Regions from separate parts of the Mus musculus genome. Here region 2 is linked to region 1. A link is a contact called in ENCODE POLR2A ChIA-PET data. All regions are on one chromosome and are shown on one strand. Each heading gives the region's core, a stretch centred on a gene start or an enhancer-like site at or near the end of the contact. The rest is flanking DNA. Distances are from core to core; before and after follow the strand shown. Region 1 holds the start of Lrrc56 (leucine rich repeat containing 56). Region 2 holds the start of Taldo1 (transaldolase 1).

Evidence for each region. ChIA-PET counts read pairs that join two places held with the same protein, here RNA polymerase II (POLR2A).
Region 2: POLR2A ChIA-PET joins it to region 1 with 11 read pairs in Patski. The contact joins the promoter of Taldo1 here to the promoter of Lrrc56 in region 1. POLR2A ChIA-PET finds 5 or more read pairs at or near these places in 3 of 5 experiments (Patski and embryonic stem cell).

Annotation. Positions count from the first base shown.
Region 1 is chr7:141,191,127-141,197,235 of GRCm38, forward strand. Lrrc56 (leucine rich repeat containing 56) reads left to right here and starts at 3,004. Exons shown (of 13, transcript NM_001172064.1): 1 at 3,004-3,491; 2 at 4,782-4,852; 3 at 5,856-6,043. The coding sequence starts at 5,867. Hras (Harvey rat sarcoma virus oncogene) reads right to left here and starts at 2,878. Exons shown (of 5, transcript NM_001130443.1): 1 at 2,714-2,878; 2 at 1,704-1,855; 3 at 1,316-1,494; 4 at 1,005-1,164; 5 at 1-341. The coding sequence starts at 1,814. The coding sequence ends at 222.
Region 2 is chr7:141,388,531-141,394,663 of GRCm38, forward strand. Taldo1 (transaldolase 1) reads left to right here and starts at 3,630. Exons shown (of 8, transcript NM_011528.4): 1 at 3,630-3,788. The coding sequence starts at 3,692.

The DNA.
Region 1 (6,109 bases), core at 1,754-4,253:
CCTTCCCGCCTCTTTCCTTCCTTCCGTCGGCACCTCCTCCCTGCATCCGGCACCTCCATGTCCTGAGCCTGTGCCGGGACGGGCACAAAGGACATGACTGACTGCAGGCGGGGGGGATTGGCAGAATTGGGGGAGCAAGGACATCAGAGTGGATATGAAGTTCATCTGGCTAGCTGAGGTCACTGCCCCAGACGTCTCGCTGGTCCCTGCCTCACCTGGTGTCAGGACAGCACACATTTGCAGCTCATGCAGCCAGGACCACTCTCATCGGGTGGGTTCAGTTTCCGCAATTTATGCTGCCGAATCTCACGGACTAGTGTATAGAAGGCATCCTCCACGCCCTGGGGACAGAGGGACTAGATCAGAGAGGACTCTGGGGAGAAAAGGGGTGCTGTCTGGGTAAGAAACTCCCTGCCTAGATCAGGTCACACCCCAACGCTGGAGGCTCCCTTCCTCAGCTGCAAAACCAACACAAATAGGGAGCTGGGCCCTGGCCATCCAAAAGGCACAGGCCACTCTCCTGAAATAGGGTTCACTCCTGAGTATCACTCAAAGTCAGAGCCACTTAACTCAGGACTCTCCCAGACCCCCAGTACGTCTCAAGTTGAACAGCCTAACAACACTGAAGGGCTTAAAACTAGCCAGTATCCACAGGACACTGGGGACAAGAAGAACTAAGGCCCCTGGGTCGCCGCTCCGGCCTGGCTCAGGGCAGCTCTCTCCAGGGACCCCATCCTGCCCTAGAGCTATGTGAACTCAGAACTGCAGGGCATAAGCCCAGACCCTGGCCCTTGCCTCCCTCACAGCCCTGCGGTCTGGGAGACTTACAGCTTGAGGGCCGCTGGGTCACATGGGTCCCGGGGGAGGGGGGATCCCAGAGGGTCCCGGAGCTGGAGCCAGAGCGGCTGCCCTGTGTTGAGGGAGAGCGGCAATGAGCTCTGCTCCCTGGCTGGGGTGGGGTGCGGTAAATCCTTGACTAGCTGTGGAGAGGGAAACAGGCTCACCTGCCGGGTCTTGGCTGATGTTTCAATGTAGGGGATGCCATAGCTGCGAGCAAGGTCCTGGGCCTGCCGAGACTCAACAGTGCGAGCAGCCAGGTCACACTTGTTGCCCACCAGCACCATTGGCACATCATCTGAATCTTTCACCCGCTTGATCTGCTCCCTGGAGGGGGATGGGGTGGATATGAGCCAGCTAGCAGGCTGCAGGCATGACTGTGTCCAGGACATTCAAAAAAAGACATAAAGCCTCAGTGTGCACACGGAACCTTCCTCACGTGTGCCACGGGCTCACGGGCTAGCCATAGGTGGCTCACCTGTACTGATGGATGTCCTCGAAGGACTTGGTGTTGTTGATGGCAAATACACAGAGGAAGCCCTCCCCTGTGCGCATGTACTGGTCCCGCATGGCACTATACTCTTCTTGACCTGCTGTGTCTAAGATGTCCAGTAGACATGTCTCCCCATCAATGACCACCTGTTTCCGGTAGGAGTCCTGCAAAACAACACGGCTTAGTGGGGGTGGGGGGTGGGGGTGGGGTCTCACCTCTCCTCAGACCAGAGAATCCACAGAACCAGCCTACACCCTTGCACCTCTCATACCCTGATGGATCATACCCCATAACACCTACAAGACCTGGGCTGTTTGGTCATTTACCCATGACCACTGCCACAGCCCACCTCTGGCAGGTAGGCAGAGCTCACCTCTATAGTGGGATCATACTCGTCCACAAAGTGGTTCTGGATCAGCTGGATGGTCAGGGCACTCTTTCCCACGCCTCCAGCGCCCACCACCACAAGCTTGTATTCTGTCATAGCTTCTACAGCGGCTGCCAATCCAGGAGCTCCTGCCCCACCTGCCAATGAGAAGCACACTTAGCCAAGGCCCTTGCCACTTGAGACGGCTAATAGATGCCTGACCCAAGGGCCCTCTCCAGCATTGAGCAGGCAGGCCTGCCAGTGGCCCAGTTGATCACCTGTGGCACCTTCAGCTTGAAAAGGGAGGACCCCACCCCCACCCCCCAACCTCCTCAAACAGCACTTAATGGCTGTGTGAGGAAGCAGGGAGAGGCCCCCAAGGCAGGGCTGACAGCTGAGAGCTTCTCCCAACCACGCACCCAAATTAGAAGTCGCTAGGTAGGCAGAAACCCTCAACTGGAGGCGCCTGAGGGCTGAGGCCACCCCCCAAAAAACAGGTCCTGCCACGGCGGCCTCGGCGTGCCCAGGCAGGCCAATGCCAGCCTACAACCGGCTCTGGCCCGCCGGCATGTGGGTGCAACCTACAACTATTTACTGAGCGCCTACTGCATGCCAGGCGCGGTCCCGGCAGCGGGGGGAGGGTGGCTGGAGAAGGACCCTGCCCTCCACTAAGACAAACCTTCCACAAGGGGCCAGGGAGCTTTCACAGAGGGGGGGAAAAACGGCTGAGGGTGTGGGAAGCAGGTGACTACAGGAACGCGAGGGATGGCTGGGAGCAGAAGGCCCTGGTTGGGGCCCAACGCGGGTGTCCTTGTGGCCCCGAGGCCCGAGCGTGATGGCCGCGGGGCGCAGAGTCTCCGGAGGCCCGGGCGGCGCCTCGCTGGGAGGACGGCCACAGGCAGAGCGAGTCCGGCCGCAGAGGCGGGCAGCCGGACGCTAGGCACGCTGCCGGGCCGAGAGGAGCAAGGAAGCACCGATCACCTGCGCCCCGCGCCCCACCCCGTGCCCGCACTCACCGCTTGCTGGCGCGACTGCCCCCGGGGCCGGGGCCGGGGCCGGGGCAGGGCGGGGGCGCGGACGGGCGCCGGCTGGGCCCGCGCATGAGCTCCGTCCGCGGCGGGTGCGGCTCGGGCTGCGGGCGCCGGGAGCGGACGGCGGGGACTTGGCCGGGCCCGCGCTCGCCCCGCCCCGCTCCGCCCCACGCCCGTCCGTCAACTCGAGGCGGCCCGTGATTGGTCGAACTCCTCCGCACCGCGACCTGTTGTGGTTGGCTGAGCAACCCATCCGTCAGAAGCCGAAGCTGGGCGGGGCTTCCTGGAGCCGCGGGGAAGGCAGTGCCGGAACTTGGGTCCTGCACTCAACAGTGATGTCTAGTGCCTAGGTGCAGAAGAGACAGACCGAGACCGTGCTTACGAGCCCGGGATTTCTCCGGAGAGAAACTGGTGCACGCTCGGGTTGCGTTGAGGACCTACTACAGAGCCTCCACCCTGCAGCCTCACCAAAGGCCCAAAGGCCCACGAGTGGAAAGGTCATCCCGACCGGGTATTGGTGTCGGGGACAGTCAGCACCGCGGACGCGGAATAACAGAGGAAGACAGAGTTCGCCGGAACCCCTAGCTGCCTGTTCTCGTAGGTCGAGGTGGAGCAAAGGCTCCATCCTGGGGCAGCGTCGGCCCATCACACCGCGCTCTTCGTGTTTTGGAGAAGACCCCCCTACCGCTCTCAAACTCGAGGTCCCAACACTGCAGAAGCTCATACTGCGTCCATTTGAAGAACGACCCCGAAAGTCAGAAAAGTTGGTATTGGGGCGAAATGAAGTGTTCCACCCACTCAAGCAAGTAGGGTACATCTGTGTCAGACGCAAATGACATGTTTTCAACACTTTTTGAAATTTCAAAGAAACGAATAAGCACGTCCTCAGAAAAACTCAGGCTTTTACTCAGGTCGTGCAGGCCTGGGGTTGCACGCTCACCCCGGTCGCCGCCCGGGGTGCAAGCTCGGCTTGTTCTATTCATCTAGCAGGCAGATAACCGAGAGCTGGCCAGAAGCCTCTCACGGACGGCTCTCTGAACCACCGTGAGTGCCTTCACTGCGTTCAGCCGTCCGGCTTGTCTCTTACTCTAGGGAGCATTTCCACCGGATCTGCCGCGTGTCCCGGCAACCGTTGCTAGGGGGCGGGGCTCATCTTACCGAAGCCCCGGATGCCCGCGGCTCACGAATATTTGGGTATTCAAATGAGCCCCGCCCCCGTTGCCATGGCGCCAGGCCTGCAACCCCATCGCGGTGGTAAAAATAATAATTAAAAAAAAAAGCCCTCACCTGAGAGAGCGACCGCCGCGGTGGAGGGGCCTAGTGCTGCGCCCCAAGTCTTGGGCACTCTGGCCCACCCCTCAGGTGAGAGCCTAGCACCTCCTCTCCATGTCCTTTGTGCTAGGGGGATCCTGGGCGACCCACGTCTGTGGGACAAGACATACAGGACAGAGTAAGCAATAAGTCATGAAGTGCAGTGGAAGGGGATCACTCTAACTAGAGAAATGTATCTGGGAACGGCAGGAAGTACAGGAGTTAGGGGTCGGCCAAACCTGCATGGAGGCCACGGAGGAGGACTAAGAAGAAAGGATATACTTAATGTTCTGAACAGAGTTCTTACCTTAGCCATTGTCTCTTGAGTATAAGATCTAGGGCCAAACACAGACCTCTGTATCTTTAAGGAGAAACAGTTTATGCACTTCCTACCAGAGGTGTAGAGGCACCTGAAAAAAAAGTATGGGAAGGAGTGCCTGCAGGAGAGGCGGGCCCACAGATGATTGACAAGAGCATTCCCAGGCTCCCCTCTGGGAGTAGAAGTAGGACTTGGATCATGTCTTTATTTGCATTGGGTGACCAAGAGGGACCCTGGCTGAATCCTCATTGTAGAAGCTTTATCCTCCATTAGAATGGTTACAGGGAGTTCAGGGCCAGGCCTCCACCTAACATCTCCCCCATTCTTGTACCTGCTTGTTTCTGGATACTGTGACCTTGGCCAGCTCAGGTACCACAGAGTACAGTGATCTAACCAGGAAGCTAATCTAATTCTCTTTTACAGGTGTTACATGTAGACACATGTGGCCCCCTTGCCCGGATGTTTGACCTACAGCAGGAGCCGGCTACCTTCAGGTACTTAGTCAGAAGACTGTGTGGATGGTTGGAGGTAATGCCTGCTATCTTGATCCTAAACTTAGACTCATGAAACCATTAATGAAGGCAGATCCACAACCATTGTCAGGGGCAGCTCAGGGAACTGTCAGTAGCCACTTGCTGCTGGTCACTACAGGCATCTTGTACAGTATCCCTAGCCTCACAGCCTTTTAAAAAAATCTTTATCTTATAAGCGTGTGTGTGTGTGTGTCTGTGTGTGTGTGTGTGTGTGTGTGTGTATGTGGAGCCACCCATCATGGATGCTAGGAATCAAACATAGGTCCTCTGTAAAAGGAGCAAGTGCTCTAAACCACTGAGCTAGCTTTCCAGCCTCAACTCACAGCCTTTGTGATGCCCCCAGACAGCAAAGCTTGGAGCTTGGAGCCGGTGCTCATTGTGTGGACAGTGTGGGAAACAAATATAGAACCAGGGGCCAAGGAGATAGCTCAGACAGCAAATTGATTGCTTTGTCTACATGAAGACCTGAGCTTGATCCCCAAAATTATCATACAAAATGCCAGGCATGGTAGTGTGAGCTTATAATCCCAGCACTGTGGAGACAAAGCTTAGCTTACTTGGTGAGTCCCAGGCCAGTGAGAAACCTTATCTCAAAAGAAGAAGATGGCACCCCAGGAATGGCACCCAAAGTTGTTCTCTGGCCTCCACATACACACACACACACACACACACACACACAAATTGTAAAATGGATACATACATCTCTTTTTAAAAATAGAGAAGCAAAGGGACGGTATCAGCCAAATTGGAAAAAAAAAAAAAACTGAACAGAAGCTAGGGCGGGGTATGTGTGCTATCCAGTTATCTAGACCACTGACATTGCCTGGGGCCCCTCAGAGCAGGTCCAATCAGGCTGGGAAATGGGAGGCTGATGGAAGATCAGAGTTAATGTCATGGCTTTGTGGGCCATTGTTGTGAACTAGAATCTTGTAAAGGAGACTTGGCCCTCTGCTTCTCTTAACAGGTTGGACTTGGATGGACCCAGCCTGGGATGGATCCCAGGGGTCTCGACCAGGCACAGCTAGTATCCGGGTACGGGAGCTGAGCTGGCAGGGCCTAAACAACCCCCACCCACAAAACAAGAGACTGGGCAGCCATGGGGATATCCATAGGGAGCGGTGGGTGGAGGAGCGCCTATCCCCTGCTCGACTGGTAAGTGATTGGGGCCTGAGGCTCTGCCATGGGTCTGCATGAAGTGACATCTTGGTACCCTTTCTG
Region 2 (6,133 bases), core at 2,380-4,879, 200 kb after region 1:
TCAAAGGCCTGTGCCATCACCACCCAGCTTTAGTTCAATGTTTTATTACCCATAGCAAGGCTAAAGCAACGGCCACCACAGCACAGAGATAAGCTATACCATACTGTGAAGAGTAAAATTGCCTTATCAGACTTGACAGTTCACTGTCAGATGGTTTAGGTTCAGTTACATGTCTCATGTCCTCATCCCCCTGTTGTGAGAGTACTCTGGGGGAATGGGGACAAATGTCTGTTCACTCCAGACATGGAATTGAGAATAGATCAAAGTACAGATAGCTTCAAAGTCCAACTTGGTTTTATTGAGGTACTTACAGAAGCAGAAATGACTCAAAGGCAGCTGCATCACCACGGGTCACCCCAGCATGGGTGATAACACACAAAAGCTGGGACTCCGGAGGGTGATATACATCCTGCAAAGAGCTCAACAGGTGGGAGAATGTCCTTTCCAGGTGGCTCAGTTGGTCTGAGCCTCTTACAGGAAGCTTTGCTGGTCTTTGTTTCTTCTAGGTCTCTGCTTCTTCCAGGAAGCTGGGATGGTGAGAGGGTGAAAGCCTTAACTGCTTATAAATCCCCCTCTCTGATGACATTAAACTGCTCAGCTTCTGGGACTTCTTGAAGCTATTTTGAATTTACTTCTTGTCTTACTGAGCTTCCCTGCAGACTGAAATGATAACACCCCCATAGCAAGAACTGCTTCTGTGTCTTCCAACTCACTGTAGATTCTACCTATTGGGCTAGTGAGTGTTGTGTGACTTCTGAAGAGATTCCCTCTGACAGCACTATCCTGAACCAAACTGCCACCATCTTTATCAGATCAGCTGTGCCCATTTGCAAAAGAGCATCGTAGCTATGCTTGCTGAAGGTTGGTGGCGCCTTCATAGGAGGAGAGGGTGGATTAGACGCTCACCTGAATATCCAGTCATTCTCTCCAACCTGTTGTAATTCAACTCTAACTGCATGGGTCTCAGATCCCAAAAGGGTTTAACGTATATAGGCTGGGAAGGACTAGGGAACTCCATCTGTGCAGCCATGAGAAAGCCATCATCCATGGGGGATGCAGACTTTCCAGTGTGGATGCAGTGGGCTTAACCATGCTCTTGTCAGGAACCTTACTCTGTAAGAAAACCTGATAATGGGGCTGGATAAATGGCTCAGCAGAGAAGCGCACTGGCTGCTCTTGCAGAGGACCTGGGCTCACTTCCCAGCACCCATGAGGCAGCTCACAACTGTCTGTAGCTCCAGTTCCAGGGGATCCATGGCACCAGGCATGCATGTGGTACACATATCTGTGCATGCAGGGAAAATACCCATACACATAAAACAAAATAAATAAATCTTTAAAAAAAAAAAAAGCCTGCTGGGCAGTGGTGGTGCACGCCTTTAATCCCAGCACTTAGGAGGTAGAGGCAGGCATGAGTTCGAGGTCAGCCTGGTCTACAGAGTGAGTTCCAGGACAGCCAGGGTTACACAGAAAAACCCTGTCTCGAAAGACAAAAACAAACAAACAACAACAACAAAACCCCCAATAATTCATTGCTTTCCCAAGGGGAACTCTGGTAGACTCAAACTTTATTTTTTGTCACTGGGGCCTTACAAGGGAGGAGTAGGTGGGAGGTAGTCCCTCAACTCAAGGCAATAATTGTCTCAACAGATATGAACAAACACTTACCCTAATTAGGGCACTGATAACAGACCAAAGGAACAACCGAGTCCTTGTTCAGCTTGGGGAACCAGTGAATGATTGTCACAGGAGCATAGGTGACACAAACATCTGCTTCCCCAACAATGACCACCCTGGGATAGGTGGTGACTTCCTGAAAGCTGATAGGTGGAGCCCCCTTCAATTAGCCTAGTCCTCTAGCACAATGGTTCTCAGCCTTCCTAATGCTGCAACCTTTCAATGGAGTCAGTTCCTCCTTTTGAGGTAACTCCCAAAGATAAAATTATTTTTATTGTTACTGCATAACTGTAATTTTGCTACCATGATGAACCAAAATGTAAATATCTGATATGCGGGCTATCTGATATTTGACCCCACCCACAACCACCTCTGCAAAAGGGTTGTGGCCCACAAGTTGAGAAACACTGCCCTAGAGGCAGCCTCTGTGGCCCCTAGTATATAAAAGTCCATCTTCCAGTGAACTTGAATAGAGTCAGCTGGAGCCAAGTATGGTGGCCCCTGCCTGTAATCTGAGCACTTGGAAGGCAGGGGCAGGAAGACCAAGAGTTCAAGGCCAGTCTCCTTTCAAAGAAAAATCTATTTTTAAAAGATACTAAAAAAAAAAAAAAAAAAAAAAAAAGTGTGTTGGTTACTTTTTTTTGTCAACTTGACACAGCTCGGATTTTGCAGGAGGAGGGAACTTCGAATGAGAGAATGCCTCTGTCCTCAAGATTAGCAAGTCAGTCGGCAAGGCTTTTTCCCTTTGGCGAGTCTGGAGCTCCCTATGTAAACCAGGCTGGCCTTGAATCCACCTGCCACTGCCTCCAGAATGCTGGGATTAAAGGTCTGTACCACCTTGCCTGGCTCCGTTTTTAAGAAAAAATTAATTTTAAGATTAATGATTGATAAGGGAAAGCCCATAGCACCACGGTGAGTGGTGCCATCCCTGAGCAGGTGGTCCTGGAAGTTCAGGGCTGTAAAGAAAGGAGGCTGTGCAAACCAAGGGAGGCAAGCCGGTGAGAAGTTTTCTCCAGGCGCCTTTCTTGCAGTCCTTGAGTGATAGATTGTTACTTGGGAGGGTAAGGTACAATCAACCTCGCCTAGTTGCTTTGGGTGGTGGTGTTTATCACAGCAATAGAAAGCAAACTAAGACGAGTGGTAAACAAAATATTAACAGAAAATATCCGGCATACACATATATGTGTAATAGCTTGAGCCAGCATATTCAAAGAACTGCAAATCAATAATGGGAACACTGTAAAAGAAACTGCCCTTACTATTTTTATTCATGACTGAAGATTCAATTCCCCATCTCAACTTTCTCAAACTGCTGCTTATTCCAGACAGACTTCCAGCCAGGGGAGATGCAAAATCATGGGCAAGGGAAGGATCACCCAGCAGCTTAAGGCAACACCAGAACCACTCCATCTGGGAAGCGGAAACTGGTGGCTTTGCCAGAAGTCGCCCATGGGGCCATACACCTGTATTGATTCTCAGACTGTGCTTTAGCTTGTCTGCCTGTAAGCAGGGGCTGCACCGAGCTTGACTTATCGCGATCAGCAGAGAGGGCGCAGCTCCCAGTCCCTAAACTGGGAGTAGGGGAGTCCCACAGCTGGAGAAAGGGTGCACTTCTGAAGCCCCTGTAGGGAATGCACAGTTGGAGGCAAGGACCCGCTCAAGGATTAGCATGGGTGTGGAGCGAGAGCGCTGCCACCCATCCATCCGTAGTCCGTGGGGTCTGAGGCTTACTGAGCGCGCGTCTCAGTAGAATCCGTTGTCTGTTCATTCTACGCATCCGAGCTCTAGAGGGGTACAAAGAATCCACTCTCCTTGGACTGGTAGAAACTAACCACTCGCTACTGGGGAAGAGAACTCCGACCGTGACACGGGGCGTGGTCTATGGCAAGGTCTCCAAGTACATGGGCGGGGCTCGTCGTCAGGCTTCATTTAGCTTTGCTTTGATTGGCCAGGACGCGCGGGGCATTGTGGGTTAGCACGCACCGGCTACCGCCTCAGCTGTTCGCGTTTCGCCATGTCGGGGTCCCCGGTAAAGCGCCAGAGGATGGAGTCCGCCTTGGACCAGCTCAAGCAGTTCACCACCGTGGTGGCCGACACGGGTGATTTCAATGGTAAGAGGACGCGGTGCATGCGCCCTATTTAAGCTGCTGCGCCCCCAATTTTGGAACCAGCACCGGTGTGGGTGTCAGGGGCGGGGCCTCGCGGGCGCTGGAGCTGGGATTGGTGAGTTTGCGGAACCTTCAAGGATCAATAGCTCCTGGGCTATTGGTGACCCTGGGAGCCCGGCGCGAAGCCTCGGTGGGTAGAGGTAGTCCGAGAAAGTCTCCCTGACCCGGGGTGCCCCCACCCCTACTCCCAATTCCCTACGATGACACAGGCTCAACTTTGGAGCCAGTGCAGTCTGCAAGACTGGACACCATCTGCTTTTTGCAGCCTGTTGCACTGGTTTTCCACATGCAGCTGGTTACTCTCTATGGGCAGTACACAGCATGGCTGGAGTCAGACCAGTTGCACACACTAAATCAAATGGTTATCATTGTCATACTTCCTTCTCTTTTGAGACTGGGTCTCACAGTGTAGCCACAGGCTGTTCTGGAACTCCTGGTAATCCTTCTATCTTAGCCTTAGTGCTGGATCAGGCAGTGCCACCATGCGCAGCTCCAGTACTCAGATTTTCCTGGACTTGGTAGGGACGCGGAAAACAGGTGGAAAGACTTGTGCTGTTAGTCTTGCTCTCATCCTTGGAGGGTGGTGGAGGTGATCTCACATGTGCTGTGAGAAAGACTTTCAGGAAATGCTCCGTGTGAGCTCAGTACAAAAGCACTTCTGCTCTTTTCTGCTTTCTCACGGTGACTTGAGAAACAGGCTTTAATTCCTCATGAGTAAGTGCATTGTTTATCTCTCAGAGAGTCGCAGAGAGTGATTAGGCATATTTGGGCTGCTTAGCTATAAAGGACAGACTTGATGTGGGTCTAATAGCAAACCCGTCTGACACAAGCTGTGTTCGTCAGCTTCCAGAAATCCATCTGGGAGTCCTAAGGTTTTTCCACTGTGTGTGTAGTGCAGAGTTTACCGGCTAATGTTTGTGAAGAGAGCAAGAGACAGGCATGGTAGCTCACACCTGCATTTGGGAGGCAGAGGCAGGCACATCTTTATGAGTTGGAGGCCAGCCTGGGCTACATGGTTCCAGGCTAGCCTGAGCTACATAGTAAGAGCCTGTCTCAAACAACAACAAAGAGCCAAAGAGCACATTCATTGACAGTGTGGCTTAAAACAAATAATTATAAACATTGTCAGATTCAAAATCTATTTTATATACTTTATTTATTCAAAGTCTTTTTTTTTTTTTTGTCAGATGGTAAAGGTTTCTTTTGGTGTTTATTTGTTTGAAGACAGGGTTTCTCTGTGTAGCCCTGACTTTCCTGGAATTTGATTTATAGACCAGGCTGGCCTCGAACTCACAGAAATCTGCCTGCCTCTGCCTCCTAAGTGTTGGGATCAGCATTGTGCACCACCCCTGCCCAGCTGTGGTGAGGGTTCTTCACCCCTTGGGTATCACAGGCTCCTGAAAATAGAGTTTCCGAACGCTTTTGACCCCTTTCATTTTCCTCTGAACCTCAGGGTCTTTGGGCCTTAATGCTCAGCTGGGGGTGGGGTGGGGAGGAGAGGGGAGGGGAGGGGAGGGGAGGCTAGAGCTCAAGCTCTGACATCACACCTGCTAAAACAGCTGCCACTCAACTGTGTCCCCAGCCCTGGGTCTGTAGGGTTTTTTGTTTGTTTTGTTTTTTGTTTGGGTTTTTTTGTTTGTTTGTTTTTTTCGAGACAGGGTTCTCTGTGTAGCCCTGGCTGTCCTAGAACTCACTTTGTAGACCAGGCTGGCCTCGAACTCAGAAATCCACCTGCCTCTGCCACCACTGCCCTGCCAGAGTCTGTAGTTTTATATGATAAAAACTGTGTTTTCTGTGCACCCTTCAGTGGATTCACACCTCAGCCAGCACCACTCCAGAGCACATTTTCCCCTACTTACTTCTTATTTTGAAATAACCTCAAACTCCTGAGATGTTGCAAAAGTAGCCCATACACCCTTTGCCCCGTTTCCCTAGTGATGTCCAAATCAGGAAGCAAGACAGCAGAACGAGCCACGCATTGCGCTGCCTGCGGGCTAGGCCTGCTCTGGTTATCTCTGCAGCTGTGTCATAACTCATAGACTTAGGCTGTCACCGTGACACAGAGCTATCCTTGATATCAAAAGACATTATGTGCCTGGTGGTGCAGACCTATAATATAACCCTAACACTGGGGAGCAGGGCAGGAGGACTACGAGTCTGAGGTCACCCTGTGTTGTTAGCTATATAGGATCCTGGTATGAAGGTCTGGAAAAGAAAAAGCAGGGGTGCCAGGCGTGGTGGTGCATGCCTTTAATCCCAGCACTCAGGAGGCAGAGGAAGGCGGATTT